Linked DNA regions of Homo sapiens: region 1 is linked to region 2. Evidence: read pairs that join two places in POLR2A ChIA-PET (ENCODE). Cell type or tissue: MCF 10A. All regions are shown on one strand. Each heading gives the region's core, and the rest is flanking DNA. Links, peaks and the distances in the headings are about the cores only.

Region 1 (11,288 bases), core at 1,337-9,336, 250 kb after region 2:
TGCAAGATGATTTGAAAGCACAATTATCCAACTTTCTCCTATGGTTTATGTAGGAGCAAAAGAAGGGGGATATGTAGGAAAATATAATCAGGAGAGTAAATAATTCATAATCAAAGTCCTAAACAAATCTGATCCTGACTTCTTTGTTTACACTTTGCATTATTAGGGCTGGGCCTAACACTACTTAGTGCCATCTAAAGCTTTTTAAAAGACCTTTGAAATGAGTCAATTGTTGTAACTTAACTTTTAAGTGACATATTGATTGAGTGGCTGATACTGTTAGATTAGTTTTAGGGCAATTTTGTAGCATTTGAATTAAGTATCTGAAATAGCTATACCTCTATTTTATATTAGGAAGTATATACAAGATTCGAAGCATTTACCATGAAAATAGTAAAATGCCTACTGTGCATAATATTTAAAACCTCCAAATACAATATTGAACATTCATTTATATGCCCACAAATAAACATTGACTACACGCTACATGACAACGTCTCCATTCTGTGCTCTCATATAAAATCAGAAAACCATGATTATTAAATAGAATTTCAAAATGTTTAGAATATCATTTTATTAAGATGAATTTCTTGGCAAAATGGTTAGAAAATAAAACCACTGAAAGTGTATAACTTAACAGAAGAGGGAATTGAGCACTTTTCTAAAACTTTACATTGTTTTTAGTTTATTACATCTTTAGCTCTAAAACTGCTGTGTAATGAAAGGAATAAAATCTCCACCTTAATTGCTATTTAACATTAATTGATTTCATACCATTTTTTAAAAAATGCACAAATCAGTTAACATAGGAAACCACATGAGCATTTTTCAAATTAGCAAATCATTAACTTGCTAGTACTGTTTCTACAGACAAATAAATACTGATTAAAGGGTCTAGAAATCTGAGATTAACAGTTAAATTTACAAATCTGTCACACGCTTTCATGAATATTGCAGTGAAGGAAATATCAAGTGCAAAGAAAAATAATTAAGTTAATTCCAATTTAAACAGTAGTTTTTATGTAGCAGCCCATGTTTCACATAGGATTTAACAGCTAATGCTAAATTTCTCACAATTAATGAGGGGGCTCAGATTTAGTATCCTACAGTGAAAAAAATTAATATAAGATCAGCTAATCTAATTATGCGCAGTTCAAAATAAAAGTATTACAGGCTTTTGAAGTGCTTTGAAACATATTAAAATGCTGATACCAATTTATAATAATCATTCTACAAGTAACAAAAATTGTATCTATTAAATTTGATACTAGAAAATAAAATGGGGGAAAGGGAATGCAAAAGAATGCCTATAATTTCTTTGAGAAGAAATGAATTAAATGTTCTAAAGAGTGCTATATCAATAAATCAGATATATTCTTGATCAATTTATATCAATAATAACAAATGGACAAACATATACACAATTATGAAAAATGGTAGCCAATGGATGCTTCTTAGTATAAGAGAATTGCTGTATGGCTTACTTTACCGGCCCCATAACTACTATTAGTAAAACCAGGCAAATTATAATTGTTCTGCAAGTTTATCAAGAGCTTGCCACAAACAAGGGTGATTTCCTATTTCAGATACTGACAATATCAATAATCATTCACATTAAAAACAAAAGAATGAATGTACTTCTGCTTTTTAAAATAGTTCAATACAATTGAAAGTCATGATCCAAAAATCAGAGTGACTTTACTTCCCTCAACAAACATCCTCTTATTATAAAGTGAATTGGCTCCTTCCAATAGCAATGTCTATGATTGTTGCTTCAGTTTAAATTAATCATGACAAAACTCAAAATGAAAACAGTCTCTTAAGAATAATTTCAACTATAAACTGCACCAGTGAACAATAGTGCACAATCCTAATTAAATACAACTCTGCAGCTGTAAAAATAGACTAAATCTATGAGTTGAGTTTAAAGGATGGTTTGTTAGAATGTTTTCTTAAGGAAGGCTGGGTCCTCAGTCTTAATCAGCCAATAAATTATTTCCTGCAATTACATTAAATAGAAAATTATCTTCAAATGGGGAGTGTTAATTGAAAATCAAAATTCAGAGGGAAGTTTAGAAATTACACGCTGAATACAATTAGTGAGGAAAGGCTTCACCTCTACTTCATCAACAGTCTTCTGGTGATTCCTCCAGTGGCCATTCAGGAATGCTACCTATTTATAACATCTCACAATTTGTCTTTTATTTTGCATCTACAAATACATATGTGTATCAAGGTTGCAAATAAAACACAAGCTGCCAAAAAAAGCAATATTAAATCTGAGTGTTCATTCTCAGTTCACACTATCGTTAGAGGAAAAGGAGACAGGGGAGGTAGGACAACAACGGTTAACAATCAAGAAAAACACACTCAGTTTTGAAATCCCTTTCCTTAGCAAAGGAATTAACATTTTTTGTTCCAAAAATACTTTTCCAAATCATATAATTTCTTGTTTTTACTTTATTATAGTTCTCAAATGCATTGCTAGTGGTGAAAAAGATGGGTTTTGTTTTTAGCAAGGTATTTCCTTGAGCATTTCCTTTTGGTAGAATTGTTGGGGTTTTTTTGTTTACATCTTTTTTTTACATTTGGTCTTGTTGTTGATTTTTGTTTTGGGTGGCAGTTTTGAGTTTTGTTATAAAATGTGCACAAATTGTTTTTAATGCAGTTTATTAAATAAACTTTAGATTTGCTGATTATTAGATCTGATTCACTGATTTTTTGCATAAATACTTTATTAAATAATCCTGATGACATCTCATTCATTTCTTTAGCTTTCCCCTTTAAAACATTTTACTCAACCAACCAAACTGTATTCTAGAAGCTTCAATGGCACTTGACTTTTGGTAATGCCTTTACTATAACCACTGTACCATAGTTACTCTCCTTTAGAAACTCATAAATCAAATATACCCATGTTTCAGTGTTTTAAAATGTCATGTGGAATGCTTACATTTATTTTAATGCTCAGTCAGTAATTTTCCATTGCAAAAATTTTCATCCCCAACATATTAAAACAGCACCTTACTTTAGCTGCTGCCTTATATGACTAATAAGTAAAAGAAAATCAAAATCCTTGTGGAAATGGTCAATTTCGATGTGACTTTACTTTGTTTTATTTTTGCACTATTATAACTTAAAAATCATTCAAATGAATTGTTTTTTTAATTTGTATTAAAAAAAAATCTCCCTAGTTATACCCCCTGAAAACAGGGGTTTATAATGGAAGTGCTGACACAACCCTAACTAAAGCAGCGCAAATGTTGCCGCTATAATACACAAAATCAAGTTCTATTATTCTAAACTATCCTCGCTCATGGGATTTTTCTTTACTGTGCTCCCAGCCAAACTGCTGAAGCATGAAAAATTTAAATGCAATCAAATGCGCCCAATTCTACTTTACTAGAACAAGTGTCTACAGTGGTACAATCTTAAAAGGAGATGCAACAGATTTGTTTGGTGTTTTTTTTAACTGTTTATTTATAATACAGTGCATTGGAGATAAAATAAAAGAGGAAATTACACTCACATGGTACCAGTGTATTGACTACACAGAGTACATTATAATCAGAGAGAAAAACTACATTGTCAACTTATCACATTGGTTAAACAAGATGGTTTTCTGGGGCATAACTATTATCAAGTAAAACCTTCAAAGAGAATTATATATCTTTGGGACACATAAAACTAAATTCCCATCATATGTTCCCTGAGTTTAAAATGTCTCTGCCCAACAATCAAGTGAACTCCCAGGATGCCAGGCCATTGGGAAGAACTTCGGGCTTAGGACTTTTGGAAATGAGATTGCTGGAGATAAAGCCTCCAGTTACTGAGAATGTTCTCTAGGAAGTCAGTACGAACACCTCTAGAAAGGTCATAATTATTTTACTCCAAAACACCAGTACAAAGTCTGAATGTTTGGCCTACTACAAACTTACTCAGACAGTAAATTTATTTTCTGTTCTGCAACAATAAATCAAAATTAGTTGGCCCAAGACTTTATAAAATGATGAGAATGCTGGATATGTGCACATTAAGTCTTCTATCTCAGAATATCATATTTTCTAGAACTTTTCTGATTTGACATTATTCTTTAAAAACAGTTATTTTTATGTGTTTAAAGTCAGGATTATTTTTAAACAACTTCAAACTTTTAAACTTTCTCATAAGGCATAATCACTCAAAATTACATTTTTTTATTATAGCTTGAAAAGTATCCATCTTTCAAAACTGTCATTTGAAGCTTACATAATTATCAAAAAGAGCCACTGAATTCATCATAGCAATATATTTAACTGAATTTTTGAAAATATTTCCATTATTTTTATGATTATTATCAAATGGCATTCACTTTCCAGGTGTGTTACATTTATTCAAAAAAAGTCCTGTTTTTAACATAAAGCAACATTTTAAGAGTTGTTCTACTTATTCAAAAAAATTAAAACTTCAGGCCAACATTCCCATTTATTTTTGCAGCTCAGCCCCAGGCTACCAAGGTAGACTCATTTCATCAGATAATTCACTGTTAATATAATGCTGTACTTGAGCTGATATTGAGAAATAAACAACTAATTTTCCAAAAATATATCACAGTGCCTCTCATCTTAAGGAACATGAGTAACAGATATGTTTAGTTGCCAAAATGCACAATACCCAGGAACCTCTACAAAGGACACCAGTCCACCCAGCCTAGGGCAAAGAATGATTTTAAAACCCTCTTCTTCTATCTCTAATTTCCACATTCAAGGATCTTGGGGAAGGGAGGATGGCATGGTACATCCTAATTCTAGACATTAAAATGAAGACATTCCTTTTAAAACATTCCTCAATTCATTCCAGTAAAGTCGGAAGGTGCTTACTAATTATTTGTATTACTTTATACAACACCACCACCTCCTCTCCCCCAATCCACCTCCAAACTTCCCTCTGCTTCTGCCAGATTTTTCTATTTCTTCCATTAAGTAATTAAGAAAATTCAGGTGAAAAGAAGGTAACTGTTTTCAGAATTACCTTGGAAAGTTATAAACCTATCTTCTAGAGTTTGTAGCAGCACTTTCAGAACAGATATGGTAACACATGAGGACAGTAACTATTAGAAGAAAACTCACTGATTAGAATTAGCTGTCAAATCAATGGAGATGAGGTAAATGAAATACATTTGAAGCCCTTGAAGTGTGTCTAAGAAAGTGCTTAAATTAATGGATTCTGACTTTTCTAAGGGTCCAATTTTTCACAGCAAAGCACCAAAATTGTCTCCAAAGGCCCTCTGAGCTTCTTACAAAACAAGAACTACCTGGAACAGATTCTTCTTAAGTCATCAAAGTTTGTGTTTCTAGAGTTTATATTTAGCTGACAATATTGCTGTCACTTTATGTAGCTTAAGACTGTTCTTTGGACTAGAGCTCATATGTCTTGGAATGCTTTGACTCATGAATTGTTTCTCCTGATAATGTTACATCACGTAACTACCTCTGTCTAATTGGTTAGTATCTGCTGGAAGAGACAGGCAGCCAGCCTAATGACTGGCCTGCTGACTGACTGCCTATGGAAAACCTATAATTATTAAGTGTCCCTGAGTATCTGGTTTCTTCCTGGGATCAAAACAACTTGACTTCATGTAACCTCTATCTATACTTTTTGCTTGATATAAATAATATGGTCTTCTCACAGTTTATCTACCAATAACTTTTTGGAATTTTTGCTTTGGAAAGCCAGGCCCAGATTTTATAAATAAATTCAGTGACTTAACAATAAGAGTAAAACCTAACAATGGCTACTATAAATATACACTAACTTAGAGGATTTTAATCTAGCACAATGACTTTATAGCTCAACGAAAGACCTCTGTGTGGCTGGAGTGAAAGAAAGCTGTCTAAAATAATAGCAGAATGAATTTATTTATGTAAGTTCACTTTGAATTTCCTCTTCATATAAAATGAGAACTACAATTTTTTAAGTGAATAAACAGACATCTCTCTGTCAGCGTGAAACTGGCCCATTAATATGGAAGCCCAAGTACAGGATATCTTATCCAATTATATTAATAAAAATCATAAACCAGAACAATAACTTCTCAGAGACAAAGTGTAGGAAATTGTCACTGTATACTTTTCCATCCTTAACTCGAATTTCCCTCTTCAATATTTCCAGAAAAAAAGAGAAAAATGAATATTGATACTTTAGATTGTTTCAAAATATGAAAATTCACACAAACACTGAACAAATTTATATAAAGAAACTAATCTCTGAGGTCCTCCTTTAGCTAAATAAGGCAATCTACCAAGTCCACTCTTTCATGTGATGAAATAAGGTATAAGTTTCAGGTTCCTATTCAAAGACAGACAAGAAGAAGAGAAAGAAGAGGGAGGGAGGAAGGGAGTGAGAGTAGAAAGGGAGGGGAAGAGGAGGGGAAAAGGGGAGAAGGTAAAAGGGGAGGAGAAAAACAACCATGGCTTTGCAGTTCATTTTCAGTTTGTCTACTTAATGAAAACCTCATTGTACAAGCCTGAAAATCATTTCCAGCAGGCAAAGTACTTCTGATTCAGCAGAGGTTACACAAGCATCAAAGCAGTTAAATATAGGTGCCAAGCTGCATTGCCAGGAGCTCTTAGTACTGTGAGTTAGTGTTACCTGACAGCTTAGTGAATATAAAATTACTTGTTTCTCCAATTGAAGACAATCAAATTGTCACCTTCCATTGTAATAATGCACAACTAGTGATCAGCAAAGTGCAAACATAATTACCATGAAGAAAACAAAATATCAAATCTAAATTTTTCAACAGAGGAAACACATCTATCTTCTTCCCCAAAAAAGGAGTGCATTTTAATCCTGAAGGCTATGATGCAATCTTCATGTTATTTAATAATAAGATTTATTCATCTTAAATTAAATAAAAATGAAAAACAACAAGAAATACTAATTCATAAAAAGTGACTACAAATATTAATAAGAGCACTACAACTTTCCAGACATTTCCAAGCACAAAGACCTACAAATTATATCACTGCCATTTGAACCTATATCATTAAAGGGTATGTCAGCGCATTTTCCATTATAAAAACTTTGTTTTTAGAGATGTCTTTCTAGCCTAGCAACCTTCCTGAAGGTTGAAAAGGACAGGCAGGATTCAACTTCAAAAGCTTTTGTCTTAATTTTTCTTTAACAGAGAGTTACGCTTCGTTTTCGTCTTCTAAAGTAGCTTATATTTTTGATGCTGAAAATTCATCTCATGAAAGTGATTTAATATCTCTACACAAGTTTAGAAAAATAACCAAGCATAGGACACATATCCACAACTGTTTTTCAGACACTCAGCATCTAGAATTCTCATCCAAATTTGGTGACCATATTGGCTCACTACCAAAGTGATCTCAGTAACCTGAAGCTAAATTAATATTAAAGGACTGAAAATTTGACATGGTTCTCCCGCACTCCAAAGATTCCTAAGATACAAATTAAAATGAATATAATTAATATAGATAATGCTCCAAACAAACTGCATTTTAAAAGCTCTCTTAGAAAAGTGATTTTATTTCATAACTAACTCAAGATTTAAGACATTCAAATTTATATCATTCCTTCTAATACAGCAAAAACTCTAATCATTCTCCAAATACTCTAAATATAGGGGCTTTTTCCATCAATAATGTCATTTTTATCAGAAAATATGTCCTACAGCTAGGCCTGCTGAGGTGGCTCATGCCTGTAATCCCAGCACTTTGGGAAGCTAAGGCAGGTGGATCACTTGAGGTCAGGAGTTTGAGACCAGCCTGGCCAACAAGGTGAAACCTGTCTCTACTAAAAATATGAAAATTAGCCACCCATGGCGGTGCGCGCCTGTAATCCCAGCTCTGCAGGAAGTTGAGGCAGGAGAATTGCTTGAACCTGGGAGGTGGAGGTTGCAGTGAGCCAAGAGCGTGCCATTGCACTCTAGCCTGGGTGACAGAGCAAGGCTCTGTCAAAAAAATAAATAAATAAATAAGAAGAGGAAAGAAAACAGAAGAAAGAGAGGGAGGGAGGGAGGAAGGAAGGAAGGAAGGAAGGAAGGAAGGAAGGAAGGAAGAAGGAAGGAAGGAAGGAAGGAAGGAAGGAAGGAAGGAAGGAAGGGAAGGAAGGGAAAGCAAGCAAGAAAGAAAATATTTCCTACAGCTAATGCCTGATATGCCTGACATTCCATTTTTACCATATGCCTGATATGCCATTTTACCAATATTTCCTACAGCTAATGCCTGATATTCCCATTTTAACCATTTCATTTTTGAAATATTTCCTATAGCTAATGCCTGATATGCCTAATATTCCATTCCAATTTTAGAACAGATACTTCTGTTCTAAATAACATCATTTATGATCATTTAACACAAAAATAGACCAGTTTAGCAAAAAAGGGGGAGGCACTGACTACACCAGGGTGACAGTGAAATGAATTGAGGCTCATCAAGAGCATAGGCTCTCCTGAGCTTGAATCTTAGAATACAAATCCAGACATTAGAATAATGCTTTCATCTGGTATCAGTCTCAACTGGTGTTCCTCAGTCTTGCATTGTGTTCCTCTTTCTCCATTCCTCTATTTTATTACGAAGGAGTAGAGGAAAGAATGAGATGAAGACATTGGTTGAACATCGGTGGCTAAATCAGAAGGAAAACAAGGATAGCAAGCGACAGGAGAAAGGGGAAGTCCAGTCTCTAGCTGCACGTTTTATTTTGATTTGAGATAAACTTAACATCATTAAGAGAAGTGTCTGGGTGTAAGAAATAAGACGGTTTTAGAAAAACATCTTTTTCCTTGTTCTTAGAACTTTCAAATAATATAATACAATTTTTTCCAAGAGACACTTCTTATAAGCTCAGCACAATAAAAACCTCCCAGGCAAAGGGGATTGCAATCAGTATTTCCTAAACTTCGATGATGAGTAATTTAATCAATTCCTGAAATTATACTCCTACAGAGTATTTATTACAATATACTAAAATAAAAAGTATCAACGAGAGGAAGAAAAGGAAACTTCTTGTCAGAGAACATCTTTCAGACCCTGGGAGATAAATGCTTACATAGCATAAGCTCATGGTAAATGGGTAAAAGGAGAACTCATTAAAATATTTTGTTTAATTAAAAAACAAGTTAATTCTGTATATTTCATGAGGACAGGGATCATCTGTCTTGTTCATTGCTGGATCCCCAGTGCCCAGCACAGTGCACAACACATCGTAGACAATCAATACTATGGGAATGAGGGAGGAAAAGGCAGAGAGGGAGAGATAGGCAAATAGCTTATTGTTTTAAATTAAAGTGAATAGATAATCACAGAAAATACCACTCCATGTTAATACTGCCAATCTAAACATTATTATTTCTCTATACTGTTTTTATCAAGCATCTCATTAAGTCATAAGATTATTATATCCATATCCCCAACACTAAACTCTCTCATCTCCCAGAAATCCAACAGTCCTCAAATGACTGTTAAGTATTTATACCAAGATATGCTCTGCAATTTCATATTAAACACCTTAAAACTAGATTCATCACTATTTTCCTCAATACCTCCCCTCATTCATCCACACCCAGAAGAGTACCACTGTCAGAATCATCAAGGTTCAAAACATGAACACTCTATCCACCTCCTCATTTTTATCCTTGCTTCTCAATGCCAGCCAGTCATGAAGCTCCATCAGCTATTCTTTAATGTTTCTTATGCTCATCTCTCTTACCATACTTATAATCACCTTAGCACAGGGCTTTTTCACACCTCATACCTAAACTCTTACAACAGACCCTAAACTACTTTCTCTATTTTAGTATCTCCTCCACCAAATCAATCTTAACTGCTACTCCCTTCATCAAGCCACTCTCCTGATCAAAAAACATCAGTGGCTCTCCCCTGATGACAAAATAAAGTCCAAACTCCTGACCCTGGCACTTGAGGCCCTCCATCCAGATACAACCAATCTTTATACATTTATCTTCACCAGTCAAACTTCACTTATTGTTGCCTCCTAGCCTTTGCTCTGCCTGTCTCTCCCTATTTTCCTCACTTTCCTTTCTTAGTGTTAGGAAACCAACTGAGACTATTCCAGTTAACTACGATCTACCCCTCTTCTAAACACCTCTAATAAGATCTGTGAGAAATTACTTTTTATATCACTCATTCAACACTTAATGGATATTACCTCACATAATCTTTTAAAAATGTATAATATCATTATATTTTCTAAGTAACCCCAACCGCATTACAAACTTCTCAAGGGTGAGAACAAAATCCTAGCTTTCTCTGCATTCCCACAATACCTAGAACAATGTTTTGTGAAAAGAAACACTCAGTAAATACTTCCCAATTATTTAAATATTATTGAATTAATAGGCAGAAATAAATTTAGGGTGTTATCTTCAACCAGAAAAAAGTAGCCATGAAAAAGGACTTAAAATAAACTGGTTTCTGGGGGTGTCTCCTCTTTGCACACACTCTGGACAATAAATTCACCTCATATTTTAAAAGTTCTGCATATTCCCTGGCAAAGAAAGCCTCCCAAAATAATCAATTTATGTTGTCAGAAACATAAAAAAAGATGGATAAATGAATGAACCAATGGGCAGATGATGGATGGATGGATGGATGGATGGATGGATGGATGGATGGATGGATGGAAGGATGGATGGATGTTGAAGAGATGGTTGAAAAGATACATAGATAATTTTTACTAGATGCTTAGAAAGTACCAGGCAGGCACTGTGCTAAGCACTGCTACATGTATTATTTCATTTAGTTCTTAGAGCAACTCTAGAAGTTAAATAATGTCATTATCCCTGTTTACTGATAAGAAAGCCAAGGCACAAAACTGTTTATTAAAACAATAAAAATGAAAACTTGCTTAAGGTCATACCTAGTAAATACAGAGGGCAAAATTTCAACTCAGGTTGGTCTAATGCCAGGGCAGATGCTATTAGAATTAAAAGTGTCTGAAATCTAAATTAAATAAATTATTAACTATTTTCAATTATTATCTGAATTATTCTTTACTAATTTATACCATTCCTGTAGAATTTTATTTTGAATATTCTGGTTAGATATTCTAAATACTCATTTAATCAGAGCTTAGTAAAAGGATTTGCTATCTTTTTCTTTTCTGTGTACTTCTACAGTTTGAGATATGTAATTACTAGTTAACAACTTTAAAAAAGAGAGAGAAACATAGAGCAGGTAATTCTCTAACCAATCCTTTTAACTGTCATTCTGGGCAATTTGACAACAAAATTGGTTGAGGAAGTAGTTAAAGCTACTGACACA
Region 2 (11,288 bases), core at 1,745-9,744:
TCTTCAGAAACAATCTAACATCATCACTATTTAAAGGCTAAATTTACATGACTGCCTCATTATACTGGTTCCCTTTCCTTAACATTCTTTTTGACTTACTTAAGGACCAATGATAACATAGCTGAAGAAAGCAAATGGCAACTGGTCCTGAAATTTATACGGGTGAGAGAACTGGAATAAGCAGCAGTATAATACATTGTTTACTGTAGCAAGTGCTCTCTGTTCTCTAAAGGTCAAAAGCATTGTAACCTTAGAGTTACAGTTTCTGATTGTTCCCAGGGTTTAATAAATTATCAAAATTAATGGTTCAAACCCCTCAACCTTCAGATATATGAGTATTCATGCCTGCATCTGCTGAACTGTTCAACTAAAAATAGCACTCTTTGGCCTTCTTTCTCCTAATATTGTGCCCCTGAGGCAGAGAAAACCATGCCTTAGATCAGCACAGTAGTATTTTAAAAAATGGTCTTTACGGAATCTTCCTTATTTTAAAGAAAGAAAGTAATGGCATATGCTAATATAAGGAGAGTCTTTCAATTTTAAATAACTTTTCTCTACTTGATAAAATTTCAGGGTATACTTAATATATACCAAATGTTGTTAAGATTTACCCAGGCTCATTAATATTAGAAATGACAACCTTTGAAGGACAAATTAACTGTAACATGAAGTAGAGAACACCATTTCTGAGTAATGCATGCAGTGGGGTGGGGGAGTATATGTGTTATAAGCTTTCCCTCCTAAGAATCTCTGTTTAGAAATAAAACCAGTTAATATCATTGTAATGCTTTCTAAGTAGCAATAGTTTATCATGATCATGTTTCTTGACATAACTGTGACATTTTAGCTTATCAAAGGAGGGGAGAAGACCCTAGCTAGAAAAGAAAGCAGATTTAAATAACAATAAACCAAGATATTATTAAAATATCCCTCTACCCTCGCTCAAGATTTAAAACGTTACTATCTAGCACCTTAGATATGGGTGTCTACTATGCTATTCACAGATGTCCCAATAAACATGCTATACTCATACTAGGAAAGTTTGGGAAACCCATCTTTTAAACAAGGTCGATCTTTTCTAACCAGAGTCCACATGAGCAAACAGATCAAAGGTTTCCTGACATGCAGGAAAAAGGTGCAAAAATAGGAGGTAATAGAACAGAGCAAGAGTAAATAAAAACTGAGGAAACTATCAAAGCATCCAGATTTAAACTGCAAAGCTATGAAGGCTCTTGCATTAATGGTTTACCTGTTTAGCCTAATTAAAGTGACAGACACGTGACATATGCTGTGCTTCTAGATCAGCATCACTACAGCACTACAGAGCTCTGACACTCATATGCATGACATCATGGTTTCCAGAAACCCAACAGAAGCCAGATTTGACACATCAGGGATCAGTGATGGTGTGGGGGTTGGGAGTGGGGGGTGGGAGAGAAGCCGATCTGAGTGAAAAATTAGGCAAAAGAAGAGACTGGGTAGAAACCTGGCTAAGGGAAGATTGATGGGATAGAACACAACACTTCAACAGAAAATCCAAAAGAAAAGTCCAACAGGAAAGTCCAACAGGAGAGAAAGAAAAGTCCCACCAGGAGAGGAAACAGAAAAGTCCAGCAGGAGAGGAAGTCTTGAGTTTGAGCCAAGGCTACCTAATTTCTCATTCTTCCAGGCATTTAAAAGCTCTCAAGCTGACTGTCCTGAGTAGATAAGCTTGCTAGTTGTCATCACACATATAAACTTGTTCCTAATGTCCAGTCATTTCTTTCTAGCTCTCCTAGGCATAGATTTTCAGAATGCCCAGAAATGTGGTACTCACTCTACAGCCAAAAGAAAGCCTTAGAAATTTCTTCTGTCTGTATAGAAGGCAGGAGATATTCTGAAAGTATGTGTCTAATCATGTCTGAGTGGAAACCCCCTCTCTACCTCTTATGTCAAAGCAAAAGAAAAGAGGGAGGCAGTTAACAAGCTCTGGAATTCTACCTTAGGCTACTTCCAAGGGGGTCTTTGGTCTTGTCTCTTCCTTTTCTTAGGAGTGATCATTCCCTATCATTTTCCAAAAAGGTAGATTCACAAGCAGCAGAAAAGGTAACGTCAAAGGGACCTTTCATTGACTACATAGTGTTTGAGCTATACAGACCAGCAGAGCCATCAGAAGTTAAATGTACATCTTGCTAGATGCAATTATTTTCATTTTTGGGTTGAGTTTCCCATCCTAGGTTGGACTATAAAATCTGCTATTATATCTAACCCAGAGAATTAAAGTGTGTTTCAGTTTGAGGTAAACTGTATCCACTTTTTAAAAAATTCAACAGATAGCTGGAAATTCTCCAATATGAGAGTCCCAGTGAGGGACCCCGGTGAGGCAGAAAAGGAATTAAGCATGAAATTGGAGAGAGAAGGACTGGGTTCTTATAGAAGAAAAGGTCTTGGTTTTCATAAGCCATCTTCTCTCAGTGGTAAGAATATCCCAACAAAACAACAAAGGACTCTACTGGAAGGTGAAATATGAAAAGAATACTACAGAAGTTTGTCTTGGAAAAAGCAATCATCCAGGCCCAGGCACCCACCCCTACTTCATTCTGAGAAAACTGAGTACGTAGAATTAGAAATCCTGGGCAATAACCTTGACTCAACGAATATTTTATAGCCTTGGTTAAATAACTTAACCTCTCCAAACCTCAGCTGTTTTATCTATACAAGCAGAATTATATTTGATCAAATTTACAGGGTTATTCTATGGTCAAATAATTTTTTAATGTTTAAGTATTTTTTAAAAAATACTATACAACACTATGCATAAGAAAATATAAAAGAGTGAGGGAAGAAACATGGTTTTGAAGACACTTATAATGTAAAGCTTTTGTGTGAATATATATGGCAAAGAACAACCTTAATTCAGGGGCATTGCTTTGGGATTTGCTTTTTTCTCTGAAAGAAAAGGGGCAAAAGAAGAGCCTCCTTAGGAATGAGAAAAAGGGAAAGATTAAGTTCAGTGTTTAGGTTGAGTGTTTGCCACTTTAAAAAAAAAAAAAAAAAGCCTAGAGTATGACTGAACAATCCAGTCCCCAACCCAATGAAGCATCAATGGAAGCATTCATACCTCAATCTGTTTGTGGTTGTAAGAGTGGCCACCACCATGTTCAAAGGTGTCCAAATTCCTGCCAAAACGGTCACTTAGGCCCTTTAGCCTTTGGTTAATTTGTGGGTGGGAGACATGACCCTTCTGTTTAGTAGCATATTCAGAAAAAAAAAAAAAGACAAAACATACTGTCAGAACTCATGAAACAGAATACATATTTCTAAATCCAGGGTATTGACCACATCAAAAAATAGAAAGTAGAAAGTTTAAGACTCAGTTTCTTTCTTTTACAGAAATTTGGTTACAGTATCAAACAGTGGCACTGATTTCTTGTTTCTGCCTCTGACTCAAGAAGATACTCAATAGCACAGCTATAGGAAGAGAAGAAATATATTAGGTTTATAATAGTGAGGGTTCTTTTTAGACTTGCACCAACTATAGTAGGTTTCAGTGTTAGTAGCGTGAAAGGTGAAGGTTTGCAAGAGAGGTGAGGTTGCTGCTCTTCTTAGGCGAAATTTCTAGCTCTGCTAGGCAGCCCATAATGGGTTACATCTTTATAACTTCCTGGATCATGACTCATGACAAAATTTCTCAAAGTATTGCAGAAATTCTTTATTTGCAGATCCAGTTGGAAACATTCAAAATGATGTTTTTTCATGGGACAATAGTTGTATACTTTTTATGTTCAAGTCACATAGAGACTAGCAACACAAAAATAAAAATGCTTCACCAGATGCTATTCTGTAGATAATTTAAGAAAACTCAAAAATAATTATAGTATATTTTAAGAATAAAAACTATCTTTAATAAAACTTTCTACTATATTGAAGTCAAGTTGTTGATTATCTTATATTCTCTAAATATCCAAATACTGAATGTTTGACTTATTTTAATGATCTCAGCTTTTTGTTTTTATTAATACAAATATACATTCATATTCAAAGTCAACCTCCCATTCAAGTGGTAGTAGTAGAAGGGTATAATGATCAGCTATTCCTATTCCAAACTCACTTTATTGTGAAGAAGATAAGGTGTAAATGATTTTTCAATCAGCTTCCAAAACACTTTCCCCCCAAGTTTAGCTTTATAAATAAGAAACACCAATGCAAAATTTATCAGACACCATGCCCTGACTTTTGACCCTAGAAAGGGTGAGGACACATATATTAAGGAGCAATGCATTTACAATTTACAAAATAATTATCATGTAATTTGAAAATAACAACCCCTTATTCTATGAGCTACAAGAAGGAAAAAATATCCAACATCATTTTTGTTTCAATTTTTATATGCAAAAGCTAATCTGGACATAAGTGGAGACACAGATGAAAAACTAACAAGGAAAAAGCTAACATGTATGCAGTAACAACTAGCCATTGAAATTGTAAAACTATTCACTCATCTGATAGAGAATACATAGTATTAAGTCCTAATGTGATCTTTTCCTTTAAAAATATTGAAACTGGCAGTTTTCTCTTCTATTTGCATTACGATAAGCAAATAAGGTGTTAATCCTTCTGGGCTATGCTTAAAAAATTATTTAACATTCAGGCCATTATTTAGCATACAGCTGGTTAGCAGTTTTCCACTAAAGTACTGGCTCATATCCCACATTTTTTTCTTCTGGCACTTACCTGGAGCTGTAAAGGGCTGAGTCCAGAAGCAGCAGCAGCTGCCATTGTTGATGGAATGAACTGTACGGGGTAGTTATCACCTGTCGGAAAGAACAATGCATACAGGTTTAGACAATGCACAGGGAATTGCAGCAGACAAGTACAAACATGGTCCTTGGATTGCCTGAGCTTTACAACATTGCTCTAAGCCCAAACATCTGCAGAAACAAAAGGCTTAGTTGGGCACAGACTTGCAGTGCTGCCTTGGAACTTTTTGTTAACAGATAGCTGGTAGGCAAACTGGCAAAACATGAATGTGATGTTAAAAAAACTTAAATGTGCAATTCAAGCATGTTCACTCCATTGCGAATCTTGTAATACATCATTTTTTAAGAGTAAAAAAATATCTTTAAGCCAGGCTGACACTCAGTACACTGGGAAAGCATTAAGGCTTTTATATTAGAACAACAAAAAGTTTTGGCTTTGTAGGCAAAGAAGAGTATTAGAGTCCAAAAAGGGCTCTGAGCTATTGACTGCTCATAATTCTAAACTTTATTTATTAAACAAGTTTAAAAATTAAAAAATACAACCTCTTCAATATGATAGGGCTGAGAGGACAGCTAATCTTATCTTCCAGCATTCTGTGAAATGTCTGGTATCCCCATAAGTGTAGAAACCATGTTTGTCTGGATTAACCTCTGGTACTGTACTGGTGGATCCTAGTACAGAATCATGCATACTAAGCACTTATCAAACATATTTTAATGATGCTTTGATTAAATAAATGCGCATTTTACATGGAATATCTGTACTAAACACCTGGTAAAGAGTGAGTATGGTTCAGCAGAGATGAATGCTATATCTTAATGTGTTTCTGACTTCAGATCATTCCTAAAAAGGGAGACGGAAGTACCTTCTGTGACCTAAGAACACAGGCTGTGTGCAGTAACCTGAAGAACCAAAACAAAGTAAGGAGAAACATATCATGACAGAGGTAACTGAAATAAAAATTAGTATGTGTGGATAAATTTCACAATATCAGTGATTTAATGGAGTATCACTTTGGCTTCAGCTACTTATTTAAAGTCAGCGTTATGTAATATCTCTAGGCTATATTTTAATAGGCTGTTCCTCCACACATTTTTGACATTTATAATAATCATGTTGTTTTGCATGAACTTTCCACACTGAAAGCTGAATGTAATAATGAATAGACAGCTTAGAAAGAATCTCAGTAATAAAGGCAGTCAACTGGAAAGCAAGAAAACTTTTTTTGGAGTTGGGGTATGGACACGAATACCTGGAGCCTTCCTGGTGACTCTGGTTCCTGGGAACTCATCCTGCTTGCCATATGAAATGCTACTCAGCTGGCCCAATGTAAATGTTAAGTTGCTTTCACTTTTAACAAATTGTTAGCTTCTAATCTACACAGTCTCTTTGCATCATATCCATAATACCTCATCAGACCATTGAGCACAGTGTGTGCTTGTACACAGTCCAGTAACAATTGGCTTCTGATTGCATATGGAGCGCTGCTACAATGCATTCACTAACATTATATTGTGCTGGTCTCCTATGGAGTAATGTTCAAAATATCTGATCTTGTTTTTCTCCTTCCATGAGGTTGATTTTGGTTTGCAGTACTATATGAGCTTTTTAAAAAAGATAACTAGGCCAAATTATTTTTTATAGTAAATGACTGTCACTTTATGCTTAAACAATTCTACTGATCTTCTTGATATTTAAACTAAATTATCTGAAGGAAGAATATCCTAATCTAAGTCAAATAGTATTTCTTTGGTAGATATCAAGTTTTAAAAAAATCACAAAACGATGCTGAATTAATGATGCTTCAAAAATAGGGGAAAAAAATCACCATTCTAACCATCGACATGGACTGCCTCCTGGAACATTTTAGAGCTGTTCTTTCTTTAAATATCATGCATTATTCATACTAACTCTAAACCACAACCCCCCTCCCTGTAAGTTTAATACCAGTTGCTTTATTTGTACTAAAACATTTTTCATGTCAAACATATTTTAAAAAAATCAAACTCTAAAAGAATTCCCTGGGGCACTCCTTTTTTCATAGCTGTCATGCTTCTGTGCTATGAAATAGCTTTTTTTTTTTTTTTTACAGCTTTTGGCTTGCCAGTTAATTTATTACTATCTCTACCACACCCTATAGTACTTTCCAGCTCACCTGCTGGCTACAAACAGCTTTCTTTCCACTGCTGACAGGCATATTTTAAAAACATTTTTAACTTTTATCCTTCTTTGAATCTGTATACCTGAATATAATCTTTAGAAAGCTATTTCTCCATAACATATCATTGTTTCAACATTAAAAGTAAAAATGAATACATTAGAGCAACAGAGTATATAACAGAGAATGATTAGAAGAAAGAGAACAAGGACAAGGCAGGAGGGGTAGAAGATGAGGGAGAAGAAGAGGGAGATTACAAGTAGAAAAGAAAAATTTAAGAGGGAGAGGGATTTAAGGGTATTGTGAAGTTTAGTTTTTTAATAACAAAGTTGCATGTTTCCCTTATGCTGCTCTAATTTTCTGTGTAAGTCAATCAAGAAAAAGTTCTCAGTGCCTGACTTGGCAAGGAATCAGTCAACATGTTGTAGCAATTTTTTTCAAATTTGTCTCTGGATTTGAAATGCTTTCATGAGGACCCATTCTTTTAAAATTTGTACATGGAAGGTGAAGCTTGTTGAAACAGGTTGGCTTTATGCACTACTGTAATCTGGCCCTTGCTACCTCTAGTGTAAGAAGACAACTTTCAAAAACCAATTTGAGAAATAATGTCCATTCTGTAAATCCATTTTCCAGCTTTCTACATATTTCAACTGACAGTTTTTATCATAAGAGTACAAAACAAAGACAAAGTAGGATTTAAAACTTATGGAAAATTTGCTTGACATTAGTTTCACTTGTCAGAATAGGCAGCATTCCTTTGGAATCAAAACAGCAAGAGTCCCTAAATGAGAGAAAATAAATTCTTAAATTTTCATAGAAACTGACATGAAGCAGAAAATTAGTAAAACTTAACGGCAGGAGAAGGGGAGCTTGTACTAAGAACCTACAACCCATTAGATTCAGGCTACCTCCTGCAATAATGCTTTTAATTTGAATAATTCAGATATAAAGTCTACCTTTTAAAAAAAAAAAAAGCCAAAAATCCCATGGGTAAAAGTCTGTCAATTTACTTTCATTCTTCAGAAAGACAAAGGACTGGGATAGTTGCAGTATCCTGAGATAGTAACTTCAGATGTTAACACATTGAAGAAATAATTTAGAAAGTTTGGAAGGAGTAGAGAGAGAAAAAAAATAAAACAGAACTAGAAGACGGGACAAAAGATTCTTCAGTCGCATACCTCATTTCCCAGCCTCCATAACAGAAGAAAAATATGTTACACATCCCTAACTAACTCAAAAATTATTGTGTGCCAGCATCATAAAATGATAATAAGTTGCCAAACAACTATAGAGCCCACCTTTATGAGCTATAGCCATTCTTGTTACAATATGAACATATTTGAATCACAACCACTGATGCAAACTTGAACATACCACTTAGCATGGATCTTGCCTGGATGCACGCATTTGGTACAGCAAAATATTACAATTCCTCTACACTCTGAGGGAATGCCATAAGTCTGAATTTGTCTTTATGCGAAACCACACTGTAGTAAATGTTAGCAGGTAATAGGTGACACAAAAGCTTCAATTTGTCCTGAGGACAAATGAAAAATAAAATTAGCAAGGATTATAATATATATTGTTGAGATCACTATGTTGTTATTTCTCCTGCTAAATTTCTCCCTTTCTATTCGTCAAAGAATAGATCAATGATGAAAAGAGTCTTGACCTCAGAATTTCTTCTAAGATCATCTGCAGTGTTTTTTCTACCTTTAAGAAAGCTAAGAATCAAGGCTCAACCTTACTTTCTTCACTTATTTCACAGCTGCATCCAAACCCTTGACCAATCATCCGAAAATCTGTGGAATTTGTCACAATGGCAATTAAATAAGTGAGTGTGAATGAACTCACATAAATTCATCCCCATTACATAAAATTGATTTAAAAAATCCTCAGTTTCATACTAGGGATGCAGGGATGGCTTAACATATGGAAATCAATACACATGATACACCACATAAACAGAATTAAAAATAAAACTCACATGATCATCTCAATATATGCAGAAAAAGCATTTAACAAAATCCCAACATCCCTTTGTGATTAAAACCCTCAGCAAAATTAGCATAGAAGGGACATACCTTAAAGCAATAAAAGCCATCTACAACAAACCCACAGCGAACATTATAGTGAATGAGAAAGAGTTGAAAGCATTCTCCCTAAAAGCTGGAACAAGACAAGGATACCCACTTTAACCACTTCTATTCAACATAGTACTGGAAGTCCTAGCAAGAGCAATGAGACAACAGACAGAAAATAGGGGCATCCAAATCGGTAAAAAGGAAGTCAAAGTGTCGCTGTTTGCTCATGATATGATTGTATACCTAGAAAGTCCTAAAGACTAATCCAAAAAGCTCCTAGAACTGGTAAATGAATTCAGCAAAGTTTCAGGATACAAAATTAATGTACACAACGTAGTGGCTCTGCTATACACCAACAGTGACCAAGCTGAGAATCAAATCAAGAACTCAACCCCTTTCACAATAGCTGCAATAAAATAAAATACTTAGGAATATACCTAACTAAAGATGTGAAAGACCTCTACAAGAAAACTACAAAACACTGCTGAAAGAAATCATAGATTATATAAACAAATGGAAACACATCCCATGCTCATGGTTGGGTAGGATCAATATTTTAAAAATGACTATACTGCCAAAAGCAATCTACAAATTCAATGTGATTCCCATAAAAATACCACTATAATTCTTCAAGGAACTAGTAAAAAGAATCCTAAAATATATATGAAACCAAAATGAGCCTGCATAGCCAAAGACAGACTAAGCAAAAAGAATAAATCTGGAGGCACCACATTACCTGACTGCAAACTATACTATAAGGCCATAGTCACCAAAACAGCATGGTACTGGTATGAAAATAGGCACATAGACCAATAGAACAGAATAGAGAACCCAGAAATAAAGCCAAATACTTCCAGCCAACTGATCTTCAACAAAGCAGACAAAAACATAAAATGGGGAAAGACACCCTATTCAACAAATGATGCTGGAATAATTGGCAAGCCACACGTAGAATGAATCTGGATCCTCATCTCTCACCTTGTAAAAAACTTCAGCTCAAGATGGATCAAAGACTTAAATCTAAGACCTGAAACCATAAAGATTCTAGAAGATAACATTGGAAAAAACCCTTCTAGACATTGGCTTAGGCAAAGAATTCATCACCAAGAACCCAAAAGCAAATGCAACAAAAGCAAAGATAAATAGATGGGACTTAATTAAACTAAAAAGCTTCTGCACAACAAAAGAAATAATCAGCAGAGTTAACAGACAACCCACAGAGTGGGAGAGAATCTTCGCAATCTATACATCCAACAAAGAACTAATATCCAGAATCTACAAAGAACTCAAATCGCAAGAAAAAAAACAAACAATCCCATTAAAAAGTGGGCAAAGGACATGAATAGACAATTTTCAAAGGAAGATACACAAATGGCCAATGATCATATAAAAAAAAGCTCAACATCACTAATTGTCAGGGAAGTGCAAATCAAAACCACAAGGCAATACCACCTCACTCCTGCAAGAATGGTCATAATAAAAAAAAAATAAATAATGATACTGGCGTGGATGTGGTGAAAAGGGAACACTTTTACACTGTTGGGAATGTAAACTAGTACAAACACTATGAAAAAGAGTATGAAGAGTCCTTAAAGAACTAAAAGTAGACCTACTGTTTGATCCAGCAATCCCACTACTAGGTATCTACCCAGAGGAAAAGAAGTCACTACATGAAAAAGATACTTGCACATGCATGTTTACAGCAGCACAATTTGCAGTTGCAAAAATATGGAAACAGCCCAAATGCTCATCAATCTACGCATGGATAAAGAAAATGTGGTATATATATATATACACCATGGAATACTACTCAGCCATAAAAGGGAATGAAATAATGGCATTCACAGCAACCTGGTTGGAATTGGAGATTATTATTCTAAGTGAAGTAACTCAGAAATGGAAAACCAAGCATCGTATTCTCACTCACATGTGAGAGTTCAGCTATGAGGAATGCAAAGGCATAAGAATGACACATTGAACTTTGGGGATTGGGGGAAAGGTTGGGGGATAGCGAGGTATAAAAGACTACATATTGGGTACAGTGTACACTGCTTGGGTGATGGGTGCACCAAAATCTCAGAAATCACCACTATTGACATTCAAAAAATAAAACAAATAAAAATTAAAAATTAAAAAATAAACTCTCAAAGTTCATGCCTTCATGATAGCTCATCAATGATATAGCCTCCATCTACAGAGGAGAACACAGTTAAGATTATAGACCTTTAAAAAACTAGGTTAGTTTACACAGCTGAACATATTTTCTTCCTGGACCCCAACACCGATTTAAAAATTAGGGTGCTAAT

Evidence for each region. Peaks named below come from ENCODE experiments on the same cell type or tissue, not always from the same donor. Only the 100,000 strongest peaks of a DNase experiment are listed, where the experiment ranks them.
Region 1: POLR2A ChIA-PET joins it to region 2 with 25 read pairs; 2 of 35 experiments call an interaction of 5 or more read pairs at or near these places.

Annotation. Positions count from the first base shown.
Region 1 is chr11:16,341,652-16,352,939 of GRCh38, forward strand. All of the region lies in intron 1 of SOX6 (SRY-box transcription factor 6), which reads right to left. Among named protein-coding and RNA genes, the nearest start is that of SOX6, 9.2 kb to the right of the region's middle. In MCF 10A, for the core only: no CTCF peak of the experiment used is centred there; no DNase peak of the experiment used is centred there.
Region 2 is chr11:16,092,896-16,104,183 of GRCh38, forward strand. It overlaps SOX6 (SRY-box transcription factor 6), which reads right to left. Exons shown (of 16, transcript NM_001367873.1): 8 at 4,714-4,793; 9 at 3,101-3,223. Among named protein-coding and RNA genes, the nearest start is that of MIR6073, 130 kb to the left of the region's middle. RefSeq lists a silencer at 6,034-6,234. In MCF 10A, for the core only: no CTCF peak of the experiment used is centred there; a DNase peak (open chromatin) is centred at 4,836.